3 separate regions of the Mus musculus genome follow, and all the other regions are linked to region 2. Evidence: chromatin contacts called from ENCODE Hi-C or POLR2A ChIA-PET data. All regions are on one chromosome and are shown on one strand. Each heading gives the region's core, a stretch centred on a gene start or an enhancer-like site at or near the end of the contact. The rest is flanking DNA. Distances are from core to core; before and after follow the strand shown.

Evidence for each region. A loop is a pair of places that touch in the nucleus more often than their neighbours do. ChIA-PET counts read pairs that join two places held with the same protein, here RNA polymerase II (POLR2A).
Region 1: a map of heart shows a loop between it and region 2 (2.8-fold over the local background). The contact joins the promoter of Baiap2l2 here to the enhancer-like site in region 2. A Hi-C loop is called at or near these places in 4 of 37 maps with a recorded cell type or tissue (CH12.LX, gastrocnemius and heart). POLR2A ChIA-PET finds 5 or more read pairs at or near these places in 1 of 5 experiments (Patski).
Region 3: a loop to region 2 is called in a map of adrenal gland, with 2.3 times the contacts of the local background. The contact joins the promoter of Pla2g6 here to the enhancer-like site in region 2. A Hi-C loop is called at or near these places in 2 of 37 maps with a recorded cell type or tissue (adrenal gland and heart). POLR2A ChIA-PET finds 5 or more read pairs at or near these places in 2 of 5 experiments (Patski and embryonic stem cell).

Annotation. Positions count from the first base shown.
Region 1 is chr15:79,283,177-79,287,180 of GRCm38, forward strand. It overlaps Baiap2l2 (BAI1-associated protein 2-like 2), which reads right to left and starts at 2,333. Exons shown (of 14, transcript NM_177580.3): 1 at 2,162-2,333; 2 at 1,399-1,474; 3 at 831-917; 4 at 250-311. The coding sequence starts at 2,212. It overlaps Pla2g6 (phospholipase A2, group VI), which reads right to left. Exons shown (of 17, transcript NM_001199023.1): 16 at 3,934-4,004; 17 at 3,052-3,719. The coding sequence ends at 3,575.
Region 2 is chr15:79,469,144-79,473,281 of GRCm38, forward strand. No RefSeq gene overlaps it. Among named protein-coding and RNA genes, the nearest start is that of Gm41359, 5.4 kb to the left of the region's middle. Within about 2 kb of position 1,585, at least 1 of the 3 ENCODE cell types and tissues checked has a DNase peak (open chromatin) inside an H3K27ac peak, as active enhancers do; it is heart, where a contact is called at or near this core.
Region 3 is chr15:79,326,497-79,330,303 of GRCm38, forward strand. Pla2g6 (phospholipase A2, group VI) reads right to left here and starts at 1,875. Exons shown (of 17, transcript NM_001199023.1): 1 at 1,139-1,875.

The DNA.
Region 1 (4,004 bases), core at 1,083-3,582, 190 kb before region 2:
CAAGACTATCTGGCCAGCAAGCCTAGGACCTTCCCGCCTCCGTCTCCCCAGAGCTGAGATTATAGGCAGGTGCCACCATGCTTGCTTGGACTTCTATGTCGTCGTTGGTGTTGAGGATCTGACCTCGGGCCCTGGTGCTTGCAGGGCAAGCGCTTCACCACCTGATCTGCTCTCCCAGCCTCTGGGCCTCCTTTCTTGAACAGCAGCCCATCTGCTTGAGTGATGCTGGCCCTGGGGCCCGATACTCACCACCACCTCCAGGTCTGAGTTCAAGTGCCGCTGGGTGTCTGACATCTGAACCAAGATCTCCCCTGGAGGCAAGAGGGGCGGCCTTTAGTGTGGGGGAGCCTGCTCCACCTGCCTTCCTCCTGGCAGAAGCCAGCCCAAGCTCGGGATGTTCCTGAATAGCTTGGGGACCAAAGTCCAAGGATTTCCCATCTGGCTCTCTGACTCAGGACTTGGCAACTACAGAGAGGGGTAGGGAAGAGCTGGGGTACAAGCATAAGAGATGGGGCTCCCAGCACTAGGCCTGTGTTGAGGTGGAGGCTTTAGGAAGGTAACATATAATAGGAAGTCCTAGGAAGCCCTGGAGGTCTGAGGAGACAATAAGAACACAGGGAAGCTGGGAGGGGGTGGCCCATGCCTCTAATTCCAGCACTTGGGGGCAGAGGCTGGCAGATCTCTCAGAGTGTGTGAGGTCAGCCTGGTCTACACAGAGAGAGGGACCCTGTCTGGAAAAACAGAATAACAAAAATAAAACAGCAAAACCCAAGAGAAGGGTCCAGAGCTAAGACAGTTGGCAGAGGCTTGGGGGGACACAGTCACCTCACCCAGAATCTGCGATGTGGAGCTCTGTAGGGCCTGCTCCCCAATCTTCTGTATGGCGCTGAAATACACCTCAGCCGCCTCGGACAGAGCTGCAGGAGAGGTCAAAGGTTAGGCCCAGTACTCAATCTGTGCTACCCTGATTGTGTGGAGGGGATCCTGAGATGTGATGGAGTAGGGAGAAGCATCTCTGGGTAATGTCCAGTACTGCCAGAGAACAAAGAGGCACCAGCCTGGCTGCTGCCGAGGAAGGCCTTCCATGTGTCTCCCGAGGGAGGGCTGCGTACCTGTGTGCCCATGAAGGTGTTGTGTGCATGTGTGCTCATGACGGCGTGTGTGCATGTGTGCCCATGAAGGCATGTGTACACATACTCTTGTAAAGCTAAGGGCACGATACACAGTGAGGGCAAGGCTGTGTGGAAAGGCATCTCCGGCTCTTGGCGTGTGTGGGGAGGGGTACAAGGGTGAATTGCGGGACCCAGAGCTGAGGGTGAGCCCAGTACCAAGCAAGGAGCACTGAGCTATGGCTGCAGCCCCAGTGAGGGCAGGGGCTGAGTACCAGCGTAGACTCACCATGGAAGGCCCGGAGGTAGTTGTTGCCCAGGTACACCAGATTCTCCAGGGCGGGATTAAACTGCTCCATGATGCTCTGAACCGGAGGGCAAGGGATGCCAGCCATGGTGGTGGAAAGAAGGACAGATGGACAGAAGCACCTAGCCCTGTGAGGCCACCCTGACCCTTGGGGTTACCAGAATCCTGGCTGCTTCCTACAGAGGCCTGAGTGGCATTTTTCTGGGAGCCAATTCGAAGCCACGTGTCCCCCACAGCCAGCCTCAGAAAGGCTTGGTCCCCCCTGACATGGTGCACCCCAGAGTTCTCTTGGTCTCACTGGTTGAATGATGCCCACCTATCTAACGCCTCCCCACTGGGCACAGCTCAGCTGTCCTGTGTCCAGACCTCACCTGTTGACATTATCCCCATCTCAAAAAGACCCCCGGGGGTCTACCATGTGGCTGGGTTACCACCCTGGGCTGGAGGGACACTCTGGGTAGTGGAAGTAACCCCCACACTTTGAACTGGGTCTTGACTCCAATCCCTGCTGCACCTTCCTTTCCCTTGGTGACCTTGAACAAGCTGTTTAACCTCTGCCAGCTCAGCTTCTCATCTATCCAACAGGCTGCCTACTTTCTACCTCATAGTGGTAAAGGTATGTGAAGCACGCATGGGGAAGGATCTTCCACATAACTCCTGAGGACCCCCAAACCCAACCTACACTTGAGCCCAGCCTGGGTTCTCTCCCTCTGTCCTGAAGCCAGCCCAGCTTCTCCATGCTCACCTTGTAGATGGCCATGGTGGACCTGTAGAACTGGTCCATTTCGGGGGCCATGGAAGGTGGTGCTGGCACCAAGGAGGCAGGTGGCTAGTGGCTGGCTGGGTGTGCCCCGTGCCCAGTGCTCTGGACAGGCAGCAGGCAGAGGTGGCTGTAGAGTAGGCCCTGCAGATGGACTGTAGGCTGGGAGGAGGTGGCTGCTTAATTATTCACCAGCGGAGTGGGGGGGGGATGTCGATGTGATCTGGGGCGTAACCAGACCCTGCGGGAAAGGCATCCTGTGACGCAGGCAGGCTCCTGTGACCTGCCCCTCAATTATTTACCCTCTGGGCGTGGACTGGTGGGCAAGTGCAGGTAAGCTGCTTTCCCAGGTCGCCTCCTACCCAAGGCCCCACGCCTGGGAGCCCCCTGTCCTGTCCTCTGTCCTATATGGCCCTGCCCACCCTACAGGTCTGGAACACACCGCCTCCTGCCAGAGCAAGCCAAAGCACCCTGGAGGTAAACCCACATGGAAGACATGTCTGCACTGACAGGCCTCACCTCTGCTTGGGACCCAACACCTTGAAGGGGACCCTGTCCACCTAGCTCCCTCTCAGCCCTCCCTGTGCTAGGAACGGAACCCAGGACCTCACGCATGCTGGGCAAGTACCTGACCACTGAGTCGTTGCTCCAGATGGCAGTGAGGATGATGTGAGCATGTGTCCCCCAGACTTGGGGCAGGAGTGTGGCCTCGTCTCTCACTGCCCAGCTCCAGGGGCCCCCTAGATCTCCCTGGTCAGACAGACCTGGCACTAACCCTGCTTCTCTATTGGCTTGTTATATCATCAGGCCATGTCTGCTGGAGCAGGGTTGGGGACAGAGCACATTCACACAATGGCACACACTGTACAATGAACTTGAGTGTAAACCCGTTTATTTCACAGTTGAGGTGGCCCTGAGCCCCTCCCCACTCTCCTTCCAGAGAAGAGCACATGCACAGGGTTGACCTTTGGGAGCTAGGAGGGCTCCTAGTGCGGTGGCGGCAGGGTGGAGAGGCTGGCAGGTGCGAGGGGCAAAGTCGAATGGCGCTGGATGCCATTAGCCTGGATTCCACTAGGATAGGGTGGAACCCCTTTTCTCTAGTCCCTGACATCAGGGGGTGGGCAGAAGGGGTGAGCAGCAGTGGCCAGGGAGCCTGGGACCACTGGCACCGTAGTGTTGATCTCTGATATGTGGGGTCCTTGATGGAGTCAGTTGTCCTTCATAGTCAGGGAAAGGGGCTGAGGGGAACTCTGGGCTTTCAGCCTCGAGTAGTAAAGTGCAGATGGACCAGGAGAGGTGCCTCGTGGGAACCGGTTTGTGCTCTGAGTCCTAGTGTCAGATGGACATGGAGCTGCCAGGCCCAGCTTGGCCCTCAGTGTGCTGGCAGGCCCCGGGAGCTCAGGGAGACAGCAGCAGCTGGACAAGCTTCTGGAACTCCTCTCGGTGCTCATAGATGTAGACCTCGGTCTCCCAGAGGGCGTTGACCAGCACTGCATCACTGACCTCGTCCAGCATGATGTCGGACCCTAGCTGGGGGTTCAGTCTGTTGGGAGAAAGGAGCAGAGGGTCACCCAGAATTAGCCACACCAGCCTGGATGTGAACAGGAGTTTGGGCTGGGGAACGGAAGACCACATCAATGGCTGGCAGGTGTGTGTCTCTGAGTCTCATTGGGTCATGGTGGGGCACGGACCTCTGTCGGTGACATGAGGGTTGGTGGGTCTCACCTGGGTAGAGTCAGGCGAGCCCTGAACCTCACCTGAAGTACTGGATGCCGACCATCTCGCACCAGGCCCGGGCCCGATCCACAGCCCGCCCATCTGGATCTGT
Region 2 (4,138 bases), core at 335-2,834:
TCACAGCAGTAAAACCCTAACTAAGACACCATGTAAACCAGGCTGGCCTTGAACTCACAGAGATCTGCCTGCCTCTGCCTCTCCCTCTTCCTCTGCCCCCTGACTCCTGAGATTGAAGACACACACCATTACATCTGGCAGTAGGCTTTTATTTTTTAAAAGATATTTTATTTATGTTATTTATGTCTGTGTGTATGCATGCGTTATGCACACATGTGTGCAGGTACCCACAAGGCCAGAAGATGGCACCAGGCATCCTGGAGCTGCAGTGACTGGCAGTTGTGAACTGCCTGACATGGGCACTTGGAACCAAACTCTACTCTTGTTCTGTGCAAGAACAGTAAGTCCAGCCACCTCTCCAGCCTCCTCCCCACGCCCTGCTTCTAGAGACAGGATTTCATGTGTTGAAGGCTGATCACAACCTTTTATATAGTAGAGAATGACCTTGAACCTTGGTGCCTCCAGGTACCCCTTCTAAGCATAGCAACTGTAAGTATGCACTGCTTCATCTGGCTTCTGGTGTGCTGGACAAACACTCTATAAACCAAGCTGTAGTCTTGCCCTGGTTCAGGAAAATTAGACTTTTATTGAAAGAGTTATTTGTTTTTAATCGTATATATGTGCACGTGAAAGCAAATACTCTCGGAGGCCACAAGAGGGCGTCGGATTGGAGTTATGGGTGGTTATGAGAGACCTGAAGGGGTCTTGGGAACAGAGCTGTCCCCAGCATAAGCACTTCTTCTTCTTCTCCTTCTCCTTCTCCTTCTCCTTCTCCTTCTCCTTCTCCTTCTCCTTCTCCTTCTCCTTCTCCTTCTCCTTCTCCTTCTCCTTCTCCTTCTCCTTCTCCTTCTCCTTCTCCTCCTCCTCCTCCTTCTCCTCCTCCTCCTCCTCCTCCTCCTCCTCCTCCTCCTCCGAGATTTATTTATTTTTATTTATATGAGTACACTGTAGTTGTCTTCAGGCACACCAGAAGAGGGCATCAGATTCCATTACAGATGGTTGTGAGCCACCATATGGTTGCTGGGATTTGAACTCAGAACCTCTGGAAGAGCAGCAGTCAGTGCTCTTAACTGCTGAGCCATCACTCCAGGCCCCAGATTAGACTCTTTAAAGCATGGGAATCCCCGACTCAGTGGCATATGGTCAGGAAACTTCCCTCTCTCTTTCCATTTTGACTGGAGCCAAACTCACCACCCCACCCTACCCCCATGGCCGCTGCCCGAAGCCAAGGCTTGTTTCTCTTGAAGAAGGAAATGAGCATTGACTGACGGCAGAGTCTACTCTGCAGTAGTGGACTGCAGATCTTGCCCCGCAGCAGAACTGACCCGGGAGATAGGGATACTATCCATCTTATTAATTCTGCTTCTTTTGCTGCGATAAAACACCATGACTGAGACCAAAGACACCTTAGAGAAGGAAGGGTGTATCTGGGCCCAGGAGTCCAGCAGGAGAAAAGACCATCACCGTCACCTGTGGGACCTCAGCAGCAGGCAGGCATCATGGCTGGAGCAGAAAGCTAGGCGCTCACATCTTGAACAAGCAGAGAGCAAACTAGGCACTGTAGCGGGTCTTTTAAACTCTCAAAGTCAGGAAGTGATGTAGGACGTCCTCTGACATGGCCACGCCTCCTAAGCCTCCCCTAACAGCAGCACCGACTGGAAACTAAGTATCAAATGCTGGAGACCACAAGAGACATCTCATTCAAACCTCCACACTCCCGGAGGTGGAGTGAGAGCCTAGCCCAGCCGAACCGAACCGAACCGAACCGAGCTGAGCCGAGCCGAGCCCAGCCGAGCCCAGCCGAGCCGAGCTGGGGCACCTGGGCTGCAGGGCTATAACCATCAGCAGGCATTACCTATGCAAGTATTCACTTGGCTCCCTCTCCACCTGGACTCCCCGGGAACAGGACCCCTAGCTTTCTTGCCCAAGAAAAGTGTGCCAGTCCGCAAGCCCCTGAGAAATTCTGAATGAATGGTCAAAGACACAAATGAGTAACAGTTTGGCTTCAGAGTGACACAGAGGCTTCGCTCTAACACTCCTGAGAAGCTGTGGGTTTCGGGGACCAGAGGCTGGATTCCGTGGGAGCCTGCAGAGCGGCTTCCAGAAGGACACACCTTCTGGAACTGGGACTGGTTGTTGCCTCTGAGGCCCGGGGGCGGAGAATGCAGAGGAGGAAGGCTTGCTTTTCTGTTTGAATGTTTATATTATATATTGTAATGTGCGTAGATCCTAATGTGTTATAATTATAATGCATTTCCATGTGCATGTTTAATAAATGGATGCGGAAATAAACACTCACCTGGCGAGCTCCCTTAAACACGGGCTGCAGCCCCAGCAGGTCTGGGGGTGGCAGGCAACCAGGATTGGGCTCTCCAGGTGATGCTTGTCACAGGTGGCTCTGGACTACACTTGAGGAACAAAATCACCAGCTGGGTCCTCTTCCTACCGGCCATTCAGCCAGGCTCATTTGCATGATTTTTGCATATATTTGCATGACTTCCCTAGTTCCAAATAAAGCCTGTATTATCCTTTATCCATACTTCTGCCACCCTAAGGAACACTTCCCTCTTCTCTCCTCCCCAAGACCTGGCTGCTCTGGACAAACTCCCCTCACCCTAAAGATCCCAGTGCAATGTCATCTGCATTCTACATCCTCCTGGCTCCCTAAGGCCCAGCACAGATATCACCTTCTCTGAAGCCTCTCCTGCCCCCAGCCAAGTGTCTTTAGCCCTCCTTTGAACTGCCTGAACGCTCCTCCCACCTTGCTGCGTTTGCTCACGTCATCCACCTTGGCTGGTAGGGACCGATGAGGCCAGGGCACATTAGCTTCATTCTGGAGGATCCGAAAGCAGGCTTGTGATGGTCACTTTAGCCATCTCCAGAAACTGGGTTCTGACGGCACCCCTCATTCTGTTCGTCTTTTTTCTAGAATCAACTTATTTCCCTTTGGGGTGCTCACGTGTGTCACAGGTCAGAAGACAATCTTTGGGGTTCAGTTCTTTCCTTCCACCATACAATCTGCTTGGAATCAAACTCACATTGTCAGACATGGCACCAGATGTTTTTTACCTGCTGAGCCATCTTGTTTTAATTATGATTTTTTTATTGATTTATGCATGCGGTATATGGTGTGTGTGTGTGTGTGTGTTTGTGTGTGTCTTTGCATGTGTGTGTGAATATGTGTGTGTGTGTGCATGAGTGTTTGCACGTGTACATGTGTGCCTGTTTGTGTGTGTGTGAGCGAGTGCGTGTGTGTACATGTGCACATGCACACATGCACACACACACACACACACACACACACACACACACACACACACACACATATATGAAGACCAACACCAGCTATTTTCCCTCAACTGCCTTCTTGCTTTAGTTTTGATGTTTTTGTTGAGACAGGGTCTCTCAGTCTGAGCTTCGGACACTGTTTCTGCTTCATCCCAGCTTTGGGGTTACGGACTTGCCAACGTCTTTATATGTGTTGTAGGATCTGAACTCAGGTCCTTTGCTTGCCTGCCAGGTCCTTTGCTGACTGAGCCATCTCCCAGCAGCTACCCCCACCCTCACCCCGTCTTACTCATTTGGCTCGTGTGTTTTGGACTGCTGGAATTGAACCTAAGGCCTTGTGTATGTGAAGCAAGCAGTCTACCACCGAGCTGCATTTCCAGCCCCGAGTCAATGTCATTTGGATTTGTTTTGCTCTACTTGATTTAATTAGGTCTAAAATTACCAAGTCATTCACACTTAAGTAAAAATATTCCAGCCCTGAAATAGCTGGGGGGAAAAATAGACTCCCTTCTCTTCCCCATTCTCCCCCAGCCACACTCTCTAGGATGAACCACTGTTCAGTCCTGGGTCTCCTACCACACCATATTTGCATGTTTATATACATGTGATGTATACAAGTATATATAAACACAGCATTTTATAATAAGATATACATGCAAAGACACATGAAGAAAATGCAGGGACTGGAGAGACTGCTCAGCACTAAGACCACGTGTCTCTTTCATAGAACCCAGGCTCAGTTCCCAGCACCCACAGCAGGCAGCTCACAACTGCCTGTGATTCCAGCCCAGGGCTATCTGATGCCCTCTTCTGGCCTCTGTGGGTACTGCATACATGTGCACGTTACCCA
Region 3 (3,807 bases), core at 625-3,124, 140 kb before region 2:
AGCTGCCTGGGGCGGGTCACTGCCACTGCCCTCAAAGCTGGAGAGATTCCAGGAAGTTAAGAGCACTTGATACTCCTGAAGAGGACTCGGGCTCAGCTTCCAGTACCTACACGGCAACCCACACCTTCTTTAAAAAAAAAAAAGATTTATTTTTTATTTTATGTATGTGAGTACACTGTCACCGACTTCAGACGCACCAGAAGAGGACATCAAATTCCATTACAGATGGTTGTGAGCCACCATGTGGTTGCTGGGAATTGAACTCAGGACCTATGGAAGAGCAGTCAATGCTCTTAACTGCTGAGCCATCTCTCCAGCCCCCACAAGTCCTTTAATTCCAGATCCGAGTGAATTCAGCATGCATGGAGTGTACTTACATAGATCCGGGAAAAACATTCATATGTATAAAATAAAAATAATTTAAAAAAATAAATAAACTGGGGACTCTCTACAGTGAAAACCTAGCCCCAAAGGTATTAGCATGACCCTGGCAAAGGAGGTCACTGGCCTCCCTTCCCCAGGCTAAGCAGGAACAGCGGGCGGGCGCTAGCTACATCAATATTTGCTCAGTGGAAAGGGAGCAGAGAATAAAGGTAACAGAAATAAAAGCGCCTGGTTGTCAGGGTGATTAATAAACACTGAAAACATGAACAAAGGGGAATGCTCTCCCTTTGGTCCTCTCTCTCCCTATCCCCCAGCCCTTTCCATCCTGCCTATGAAACAACAGCAAAGCAGGGAGCTTGTACAGGGCCACACTGGTCACCAAGCCTTGTCTTCTACATCTTCTCATTCAAATACTGAGCCTCGTGGCAGTCACTAATGTGGGCAGAAAATTCAGTCCTATCTGGCACAGTGAGAAAACAGACAAGAACAGAGCATGGCCTCCAAGCTCCAGAACCACGTGAAGGCAGAGACCAGAACAAAACACTGCACTAGTCTAAGGGTGGAGCTTCAACGAGGCCAAACCAAACCTGCCCAATCCTGTCGGGCTGGCAAGAGGGCAGGTGGGGGAACTTTAGAGGAAGGATTGGTATTTGTTTGCGATCATGTGAACTGCCCATTAAAAATACAGGCAGAGATCCATAAACCCTTGTGCCCTCCCAGTCGCACTCACACCCAAATCCCTAGTCACAGTCACCTGGGTCACAGGCTCCTAGTCGCCAGCTTCCAGGTCATCGGAGGGAGCTGGAGGTGAACCCAGGATTGGAGGCTAGAGAACTGGGAAAAACACACGGGGGAGCAAATGGAAACCGGAGGCACAAGAGAAGATAAGCAGGGAGTTAGAAATGGGGGCTCAGGGGTTGGGCACAAAGGGACGGACGCAGGAAGCAGGTGGCGTGGGGGAAATCGGGCAATGAGGCAGAAAACCAGGAGCACTCAGAAGCGCAGAGAGAGGAGCTGGGGACAGTGGACAGTCCAGGGTGAAAGTCGGGCAATGAATTGGGAGAAGGGTTGATTTTGGAAGTTGGGAAACTGAGGGCGGCAACGGAGAAGAATGCGGTCACCGGATGGGAGTTGGGGACGCCAGGGGATGAAAGGACAGAAGCCGGGAGCACTCAAGGAGGCCAGATAGGAGTTAACGGAGGACATGCCTCAGAGTCGCAGACACGAGGCCGGTCCTAAGCAGGGTCCAGGTGACGACATTCAAGACAGGGGCACCAGGAGGTTTGGGAAAGGGCCGTCAGGCCCCGCCCCCGCCGCGCCGTCACTCACCTCGGCTTACTCAGCACTTCTCAGCCCTCCTACTTCCGCAAACTGACGCGCCCCGCCCACGTGACGACACTACGGCTCTCCACCAATCCACCGAGCCCATGCCGCAGGCAGGCTGTGGCCCCGACCCCAAGCGTGGACCTCGCACGCGGTCAGGCGCCGCCATCTTCTATAACTGCCCAATGGAAGCCGCTTCTGTTGCCAGGGGGCGGTCGGGCTTCTGACTGAAGCCAATTCTGCGTGGCTGATGGGGGCCATGCCTCGGGCGGGCGGAAGTTTCTCGTGAGGGCAGTTTGGCTGACGTGTTGATAAAGGGCAGGAGGCTGTTCCCGGCTCCCTTCGACCTCAAGGAATCCAGGGTGGCTCGGACTCTGAACTTTTCTGTTTCTGGCAACACATGAAGATAATAAGAAAGAAAATCAATAAAGCCACAGGATATAACCGGGAAGAGCCTGCTTTGATGTTGCCAGGTTCTCCCAAACCAAATTGCAAATAAAAATATGGAATTAACGGTTAGGTTGAAATAAGACAAAATAAAAAAAACTTTCAGGTGGGGAGGGAGGTAATACGCGCGCGCATATGTGTGGTGGGTGGTGGCCAACATAGGGTTTCTGTAGACCAAGCTGGCTATGAACTCAGATTGCCTGGTGTGTGCCACAAGCTTTTTTTTTTTTTTTTTTTTTTTTTTTTTTTTTTTGAGATAGGGTCTCCCACTGAATCTGGAGCTCCCCCACTGGGTTAGCCTAGCTGGCTATGGAACTCCAGGAGGCTTCTTGTTTCCTCTTTCCCAGCTTTGAAGTTTAAAACATTTACCTTTTTCCGTGGGTGCTGGGTATCGAACTCAGATCATTGTGACAACTTCACAAGCACTTTTCCTACTGAGGTATCTAACCAGCCCCCGAACAAGCCTAGTGGCAAGTGATAAAACTGTATTTGTTGCCTACCAACTCTACCTCAAGATGCCAGGCAATTCTGGGTGTGGTTATTGCACACGTACAATCTCAACATTTGGATGCTGGATCAGGAGTTCAAACCCAGCCACAACTAGTTCAGTTGAATCCCAACCTGGCACTCTGTCTCTCAATAAATAAATGAATGGATGTCTGGAGGAATCTTAGCACTTTTAGTAGGATTTTACTTGAATGACCTCTGTGAGGCTGAGAAGTAGCTGCGGTTGCGTCTGGGAATAGGTGATTGTCACTGAGAAGACTCAGACCTCATGCCTAACTATCATGGAATTCCAATAGATGGAATTAAAGTGAATAACGCGGGGGCTGGTGAGATGGTTCCTCGGTTAAGACCACTGGCTGTTCTTCCAGAGGTCCTGAGTTCAATTCCAGCAACCACATGGTAGCTCTCAACCATCTGTAATGGGATCTAGTGCCCTCTCCTGGCATGCAGGCATACATGCACACAGAGCACTCATACCATAAATAAATAAATAAATAGATAGATAGATAGATAGATAGGTAAATAGATAAATAAATAAATAAATAAATAAATAAATAAATAAATAGTGAATAAATACATGGTTGGTAATGCTGATTTTAAGGACTGCTGGAGAATAGCCAGGAGCCTGGGTTTGGTGACTCATTTACTTTGGACTAAGCTGCTCTCTTCCCCATCTCCAGTCTACCAGCTTCGGTTGAACCTTTACTTTCTTTTTTTTTTTTTTTTTTTTTTTTAAAGGAATTATTTATTTAATATACATGAGTACACTGTAGCTGACATAAGACACACCAGAAGAGGGCATCAAATCTCATTACAGATGGTTGTGAGCCACCATGTGGTTGCTGGGAATTGAACTCAGGACCTCTGGAAGCGGAGTCAGTGTCCTTAACCGCTGAGCCATCTCTCCAGCCCCGAACCTTTACTTTCTTAAATGAGCCTTGAGCTAGGGGCCTAGCGAGATCTCCCCAGGCTGTTCTCTGTCCTGATGCTCTTCTTAGTCTCTCCACAGACACAAATAGCCAGTTGCCAAGCAACCAGAGCAACCACCTTTCTAGGTTTAGTTAAGAACCTACCCAGGTTGCCAGGGGCGTTGGCATACACCTGTAAGCTTACCACTTGGGAAGGAAAAGAACGGTTTCACAAATT